3 separate regions of the Homo sapiens genome follow, and all the other regions are linked to region 1. Evidence: chromatin contacts called from ENCODE Hi-C or POLR2A ChIA-PET data. All regions are on one chromosome and are shown on one strand. The core of a region is the stretch at or near the end of the contact, and the rest is flanking DNA. Distances in the headings are between cores, read along the strand shown.

Evidence for each region. Hi-C counts contacts between places; a loop is a spot of excess contacts on that map. ChIA-PET counts read pairs that join two places held with the same protein, here RNA polymerase II (POLR2A). Pooled maps may share reads with other maps.
Region 2: a loop to region 1 is called in a map with no recorded cell type, with 4 times the contacts of the local background. The contact joins two enhancer-like sites. A Hi-C loop is called at or near these places in 3 of 37 single-sample maps with no recorded cell type and 2 of 50 pooled maps. POLR2A ChIA-PET finds 5 or more read pairs at or near these places in 1 of 52 experiments (GM12878).
Region 3: a loop to region 1 is called in a pooled map, with 2.7 times the contacts of the local background. The contact joins two enhancer-like sites. A Hi-C loop is called at or near these places in 4 of 37 single-sample maps with no recorded cell type and 3 of 50 pooled maps.

Annotation. Positions count from the first base shown.
Region 1 is chr10:6,299,149-6,301,844 of GRCh38, reverse strand. It overlaps a transcript of PFKFB3 not described here. Among named protein-coding and RNA genes, the nearest start is that of LINC02649, 26 kb to the left of the region's middle. RefSeq lists an enhancer at 1,759-2,696. Within about 2 kb of position 1,309, at least 15 of the 41 ENCODE cell types and tissues checked have a DNase peak (open chromatin) inside an H3K27ac peak, as active enhancers do; they include GM12878, where a contact is called at or near this core.
Region 2 is chr10:5,843,765-5,846,460 of GRCh38, reverse strand. No RefSeq gene overlaps it. Among named protein-coding and RNA genes, the nearest start is that of TRV-TAC3-1, 8.7 kb to the left of the region's middle. RefSeq lists enhancers at 258-357, 508-557, 2,172-2,471. Within about 2 kb of position 1,373, at least 6 of the 41 ENCODE cell types and tissues checked have a DNase peak (open chromatin) inside an H3K27ac peak, as active enhancers do; they include GM12878, where a contact is called at or near this core.
Region 3 is chr10:5,909,269-5,911,964 of GRCh38, reverse strand. It overlaps FBH1 (F-box DNA helicase 1), which reads right to left. Exons shown (of 21, transcript NM_178150.3): 5 at 2,671-2,696; 6 at 837-1,027. Among named protein-coding and RNA genes, the nearest start is that of FBH1, 20 kb to the right of the region's middle. Within about 2 kb of position 1,439, at least 2 of the 41 ENCODE cell types and tissues checked have a DNase peak (open chromatin) inside an H3K27ac peak, as active enhancers do.

The DNA of each region.
Region 1 (2,696 bases), core at 60-2,559:
ATGTGATCCTCATTTCCTGAAATTTAGTCATAACGAAGGAAGTGATTTGAAATTAGCTTCTCTTATAAAGATAGAGGAATCCTGATGAATTAGAGCTCCCTTTCACCTGGGACTTGCCTCCATCACACTTGGCGATCCCCACACCGCCCTTTGAGCTGAGCTGCTCTTGAGGGCAGACGAACTGCCCTACTGGGTCAAGTTGTCATCAGTTACATCCATCAGTGCTTTCCAGAGAAAATAAAAGGGTACTTTCCTCAATCTATCTGTTATTGCAGTAAGTAAAAAACCTGAAAATCCAGATTAGCACAATTCATCTTCAATGAGGATTCTTCACTTTAGGAAACAATGTGCTTCTCTGGGGCACTAAAAACAAGTTTATTTCCAAAACAAATTTTGATCAATGCTCAACAGTTTTTAAGGATGTATCTCAAATGATCTAAGAATATGCATCGACCATTATTTATAAGTAAGGGTGAAGGAAATGCACCTTTATGAAGTCCCTGAAGCACCCAGGGACTGTACCAGATGCCTTACAGGTGTACATATGTACTAGGTATAAAGGTTAGTTTCCTAATCTAGGTATGTGTAAATCCTCATCTTACTTTATTTCCTTGAGTCAAAGTCAATTCCAAGTCACCATTCCATTGAGATAATGAAAAGCCCAATGGTGGATGCCTCCTCCTAGTCAACATCTCCCCCCAAATTATAGGAAGGCACACAGAGCAAGATATCATCTCATGTTCACATGGCCCACGAAGTCTGGCCATGCCAAGCTTGGGCAGAGGAATCTTCTGCAAGATGGCAGCTTCCACTGTTACGGACCAGCCTCCATGGTGCACCAGAAAGGCACTCCCCTCAGGTGTCCTCCCACCTTGCTGGATGTTGCCAAAAATAAAAGAACAAGATTCCTCTATTTCTGGCACCCACAGCTTCCTGTCTCCTTTCAAATCCTGCGTAATTACCCTTCTCTCAAAGGCAGTAGCTTCTCTCTAGTACCTACAGCATAATCGCCTCAAGAAACCAAGGCTTCCAGAACTCAAACCCAGGAAGGAATCTAGGAGGATTCCAGAAATCAAGCCCAGGAATGAATCAAACCCAGCTGCACTCAACTCTGGACTTCCACGGTGCCTCGCGAGACTGGCTTTGCTAAGGCAAGGGCTTCTGGGTGGAGTTAATAAGAAAGCAGCATGAAAAGGTGCTTTGAGACACGACACATCGTTTCCTGCTAACGATCAAAGAATATACACAGCTGTTCCCGTTTCGGAGCAGTTCTGGCCCCAGGAGAGAGTTGCTGAGTTGCTTTCTGGAAAAGCTGGCTTTGACTTTTCAAGGCAGCTCATGCTGCTAAAGGTTGCATAGGCACAGAGAGAGGGAGCTGCCGGGGGCATGGGGGAGCCTTCCCTGATGCAACTGAACTTGAGCTGAGCTCACTATGTCTCTAGAATCTACTACCTATTCCTATTCAATAAATACAAGTATTTATTAAACATCTGTTACGTGCCAGGTCCTGTGTCAAATGATGGAGGAAGTGAAAATGCGTAAGACACAGTCTCACTTTGAAGAGTTCTCAGCCTTGTGGGCAAAGGCAGGAAGGTTCATTGTGTGGCTTGAGTGCACACAGGGAGGCTTTAAAGAATGTGAGAGGAATATGAGGAACAGATGCTGCCCTGGAGTGACTCGCATCTCGCCCGAAGAGACAAACAAGGCACCCAACAACCACAGAACCAGTAAGTGCCAAACCATGGGTACTAACCCTAACTACAATGGGTATTCTGAAAAGGCAGAAAAAATTTAAGTGATCTTAGCATAATCAGACTTGGTGAGGCTTAACATTCCTCCCTCTTCACTAAAAAAAAAAAAAAAAAAAAAAAAAAAAGTCTTCTGAACAGGCACTGCACTAGGCTCTGGGAATGCAAGCCTAGGAAAGTCCAAATCGACGCCTTAAAATGTTCAGCAGACAGTGAAGGAAACATGGAGCTCCAAACCAGGGGCTAAGTGCCACCCTCAACACAGCTTCAGGCCTTCACTCTTCCCAGGAACTGGGGACTGTTTCAGAAAGGGGGTGCCATCTCTGCTGAGCTTTGAAGGAAGGGTAGAAGTTAGCCAGGGAGCAAGGTTGGAGGTAAGGGGTTCTAAGCCCAGGAGACGCCAAGAGTATAAAATTGGGTAAATTCCTGAAAAGTCAAGGTCAAGCAATTCCTGTATAAGGAGAAGATTTGGTGAAATCAAAGAGAAGACAAACTTGAGGCCAGTAAATTATTACCCTTTATCGGTCTTAACAGACGGGAACTAACAATATATCCCTGCGAAAGATCAATGCCGGAGTGAGGCTCAAGTTCACCTCCCGCAGCCTGTGACTCACGGCACACTGACTCAGCCATGCTACCTGCAAGGAGGCACGTTAGGACAACGCAGGGACCCAGCACGTGCCAGTGAGTCTCTCTCTGTCCTAACTATGGGATGCCACCCTCCTGGGTCAGCTGACTCACCCCTGCCTGTAAATCCTAGTCAGGTCTGTAGGTGCCTGGGGAAGAATCCTACCTACCTCTGAGTAAAGACAGGAATAGAAGCTGGTTCGTCTAGAGCAGCAACACAACCAACGTTGAAAAAAGCAAACACCATTTCTGAAAATTGCATGCAGAGTGCATGGTATCAACTGACGTGTCTCCCCTAGGAGAGTGAGCCATTAATGCTTT
Region 2 (2,696 bases), core at 124-2,623, 460 kb after region 1:
AGAAATTTACTGACCTTTTCTCATTGGCTTGACACCATGCTTGACTTCTCAGTGGGGCTGAATTTCCCCTCCGGGGTCTGACTCACATTTTCCAGCACACAAAGCAACCCGTTCAATAATAACCAGACACTTTTACTGTTCAGATATCAATCTGGACCAAAAGTGGGTTGCTAATGACAATGAACAATCCACCAGCAAGGACCACACTTCCCCCCTGCTTTGTTTTTCAGTTTTCAACTTGGTTTCATTTTGCCATGACAAAAGAACTTGCTGGCCAGACACGGTGGCTCACACCTGTAATCCCAGCACTTTGGGAGGCTGAGGCGAGCAGATCGCTTGAGCCCAGGAGTTCAAGACCAGCCTACACAACATGGCGAAACTCTGTCTGTGCAAAAAATACAAAAATTAGCCAGGCGTGTGGGGCTTGCCTGTAGTTCCATCTACTTGGGAGGCTGAGGTGGGAGGATTGCTTGAGCCCAGGAGGTGGAGGTTGCACTGAGCTGATACTGTGTCACTACACTCTAGCCCAAGTGACAGAGCACGACCCTGTCTAAAAAAAAAAAAAAGAGGCCAGGTGTGGTGGCTCATGCCTGTAATCCCAGCAGTTTGGGAGGCGGAGACAGGTGGATCACCTGAGGTCAGGAGTTCTAGACCAGCCTGGCCAACATGGTGAAACCCTGTCTCTACTAAAAATACAAAAATTAGCCAGGCATGGTGATGGGTGCCTGTAATCCCTGCTACTCAGGAGGCTGAGGCAGGAGAATCACTTGAACCCGGGAGACGGAGGTTGCAGTGAGCTGAGATCGCGCCATTGCACTCCAGTCTGGGCCACAGAGCGAGACTCCATTAAAGAAAAAAAAAAAAAAAAAGAACTAGTCTGGGTGAGGTGGCTCACACCTATAATCCCAACACTTTGGGAGGCCGAGGTGGGCGGATGGCCTGAGCTCAGGAGTTCAAGACCAGCCTGGACAACATGGTGTAACCCCATCTCTATCAAAAATACAAAAATTAGCCTGGCATGGTGGCACACACCTGTAGTCCCGGCTACTCAGAAGGCTGAGATGGGAGAATTGCCTGAACCTGGGAGGCAAACATTGCAGTGAGCCGAGATCACACCAGTGCACTCCAGACTCGGTGACAGAGCGAGACTCTGTCTCAAAAAAAAAAAAAAAAGATCTTACTAAGGAGGCTGAAATGGCAGTGAGCCAGCAGCAGGCCCTGAGCTCACGTGACTATAAATTGGCCATGGCCAGCTCCGCACTGCCTGGGTTAATTTATCTTTACCGTGTTTTTCCAAGTGACAGGAGTGGTCAGGGAGAGAGAAGCAACTGACAGTAACATTAATTCACCCATCAGATGTCCCCAGCTTTGTGACCTATTGCAACAACCTCGGCCAATTTATTTTGTTGGCTTTTCCCATCTGCCAGCATCCAAAAATGAGACAAGCTGAAATAAAAACTCTTCCCAGGCCTTAGGGGTAAATAATAATTTCCTCTTTTCACCCAAAGACGAAGTGGTCCACTTCGCAGGCAAATCATTTTGCAGGCTTTCGGAGATGGCTTTCAACGTGTTTCACCCACAAACATCTGGAACCAGCTCTTCTTTACAAGTTATTTTCAGCAAGCAGCAAAATGCCATTCTGTAGTGTAGGAATTTCCACCAGGCACGTTTCAGGCTGCCTGTGTCGCCGTAGGGCAAATGACTACACAGATTGTCCTCCTGGACAGATTGGCAAGGAAAGATCTTCGATGATATGTTATATAACAAATGAAATGCCTATTCCTATAGTAAGGCTCAAAAAAACCTTTGATCAAAATTAGACCAGGTGTATGATTTTTCTTTTTTGGGACAGTGTCTCACTCTGTTGACCAGGCTGGAGTTCAGTGGTGCAATTACAGCTCACTGCATCCTCGACTTCTGGGGCTCAAGCAATACACCTGCTTCAGCCTCCTTAGTAGCTGGAACTACAGGTGCATGCCACTGTACGTGGCTAATTTTTTTGATTTTTAGTAGAGACGGGGTTTCCGTGTGTTGCCCAGGACAGTCTTGAACTCCTGAGCTCACTGAATCCTCCCGCCTCAGCCTTCCAAAGTGTGGGGATTACAGGCATGAGCCACTGTGCCTGGTTTCAGGTTTATGATTTGGAGTATGTATTTAGAGCAAATATTGTAAAAGGTGATCCCTCAAGAAAAAAGGAAATCATAGTCTCTTTGTTTGCTTCTGTCTCCAAAGAGGGAAGAGCAAAAGTCCTCAGCGATGTGGCTCCTTTGGACCAAGCTTCGTGGAAGATGAGAAGATCATTAGAAACCACCGACCTGAAAATGGGGGTTTCCTAGGACAATCAAGACTCACATTTGACTTTTTTTTTTTAAGATATGAGAGCTTCTTATTTTATCTCCTCTGAAATTAGTCACTAGTCTTTCTGACTACCAAACACAGCTAAACTGTATGTGCATATATATATATATATATATGGCTTCTGTCCCCCTACACAGAAAGGAGAGAAGAGAGAAGGAGAGAAGGAAATTATTACTTATGCAGGTGAAAGTAGTCAGCTGGGAGATTTCACATTTTCACTTAGCAGAGAGCGGGGAGGAGCTATTTTGATAGTACAGCTTCTCTTTCCATGGTGAAAGATAGATAACTTCTTCAAAGCTAAAACAAAGCTAAATACAGTTCTGGTTTAAAATTTAATA
Region 3 (2,696 bases), core at 190-2,689, 390 kb after region 1:
TCCCAAATTCATTCCCATCTTCAGGCCCTTAAGGCATCTATACCTTCTCTGAACTGCTCTCCCCACAGTTGTGAAACGGCGGTTCCTCCTCCACACTCAGGTTTCACTCAGACACTACCTGCTCAGAGAAGCTTTTTCCACCCCTCTAAAGCAGCATTCACCCCACAGCTCTCTGTTCTATTTTCTCTGCAATGCTCATTACTCACTAAAATGCCATTTCACACATTTACTTACATAGGACCTGTCTTCCCTCACTAGATCAGGAATCTCCTCTAACTCCTCTAAGCCGGTCACAGTGGACCGGCTCGTGGACAACTGTCGGACACACACAGGTGTTCAGTGTTTGTCAAATGCACAACCCCCCAGGCACTCCCCACCCTGCTGAGGAAACCATCGGGGCCCCTGTGAATCAGCAGCCGACACGCCATAGCCTCTCCCGCATGGAGGATAAGGTGGATGAGTCTTTTCCATCCCACAAGTGGGATATGGAGGAAGTAGAGCCTAACATTTTCCTAGGGAAGCGAGGCCACGGGTGAATAAGAAAGGCTTCTCTTGGCGAGGGGCTTCCCCTAAGGCTGCAGGACCCATGATGGTAAAATCAGCCTTAGTGGTATCTCGCAGCCGCTCAGAACTGCACGTTCATAAGGCGCTCTTACCAGCCTTTCCACATCAAACTCTCAGCCCCTGGCTCCTGCAGAAGATGACACTGAGGTGGAGCAGGTGGGTCCCACAGCCTGCCAGGTGCTAACACTGCTAAGTGGCAGGGCTGGACCTGCTGCTGTGTCTGGGACTCTCCCATTATCACAGCATCCCCTCCCCTCCTCCCGGGGCATTACCTATTGCTGATGTTAATCCCCTTCTCCCTCATGGCGTAGAGAAGCACGGCTATGCAGTACAGGGTCTCGGTGACATCTGGCATGGTCACCGTGGAGCTGGGTCTCCGGAGGCAGAAGAGCAGTCGCTGGATGTCATTCACACTGCTGGAGAGGAGCACCACAGCCGCCACCAGGGCCCAGATGTTGACACCCTGCAAGCCAGGTGCACAGGGAGGGAGGGACAGCCCACAGGCCATGGTTAATACGAATCACAGCAGGAAGGAGTCAGGAAAGCCGAGCCACGGGTCCAGCTGCTGGCTACAGACTGTCTGGACTGAATCCAAACTTTCCAAGTTGTATTTGGGAAACAGGGGAGCCCTTCTGTTCGCCCTGGACTCCTTCTCATCACTTTTGGATTTGAGATCTTAGTTTTCTTTAATTAAATAACACGGATGAAGTATCTAACATAGAACCTTGGACAGAGAGACAGTCTAAAAATATGAGCTCCCTGTCATCTCCCCACCCTACTCTCCAGGCCATGGGGGCTCTCAGGTCCATATGTGCTTGGCAGGGCCAGAGCAAAACAGCCAGCAAGGGGCGCCCACCCAAGAGGCATGAGAGACGCAGACACAGGAGAGGGCCGCACGCAGGCTGTGGGGAAAATAAAATCTGGCAGTTCTCCAGCATGACGGTGTTAACTTGCTATTTATTATTAGTAATAACTGTTCATTGTAAGTTAAATAAATATGAAATTATGGAAAGTTTATTTTGTGAAGACAGCATGCTCCTCTTAGCAATGTCTCTGTAAATGTTCGCTTACACAGAAACAGTCAATAGTGGACACAGATCTTCATCTTTTTTTTTTTTTGAGACAAAGTCTGACTCTGTCACACAGGCTGGAGTGCAGTGGCGCGATCTCAGCTCACCGCAACCTCTGCTTGCCAGGTTCAAGCAATTTGCTTGTCTCAGCCTCCAGAGTAGCCAGTACTACAGGCACATGCCACCATGCTCGGCTAATTTTTGTATTTTTGGTAGAGACAGGGTTTCACCATGTTGGCCAGGCTGGTCTCGAACTCCTGACCTCAGGTGATCCACCCGCCTTGGCCTCACAAAGTGCTGGGATAACAGGCGTGAGCCACCACGCCCAGCCTTTACCATTCTTAAGTTACTACACGTCTCTGTGTTAAAGAATGCATTCCAAGAAAGGAACATCCCATCCCCTCTCACTTCAACCATCCTGTGAAAGAAGACCCACTCCACCACCATCAGCAATCATCTTCTTCAAGAGAAACAGAAATGCAGTTGCCTGGGTTCCCAGCCCTCTGTGGCCAGTAAAACACACGCAGAGGTTGCACGTAGCTTCGAAGATAAAATCTGGGAATCCCTGAACTGGAAAAGGAGCAACAGGGCTGAGATTCAAGGAGACTGAGGGTTATTTCCAGCTTCTCATTACCTCATTGTGTGACTATAGCAAGACCCCTAATTTTTCTGTCCCTTTCAAATAAGCAAACTTGTTGATAATGGGGTGGGCTGTCTTGTAAAGAAATCCTATTATTAAAAGTGTTCAGAGGCTAGATGACCACTTTTCAGAAATATTTCAGAGAAGATTCCTCAACCAAATGGGAAATCAGACTAAATGATTTGTTAAAATTTCATCTACATCTAAGACTCTACAATTATATGGCCTTTTATTTCTCCACTGGGGACAATGACAACATGAATGCTTCAAAGCATTCAGAGATTAAATACAGACATTAAAAATAAATATAAAGTCATCCTCAATTGAACTGAATCACCAGTACACTTTCCTCCAGTGAAATAACATGCCGCCTTCTCCCGCAGCCTCCAGACCTACCCCGGCAGCAGCGTAGAGGTCGGGGA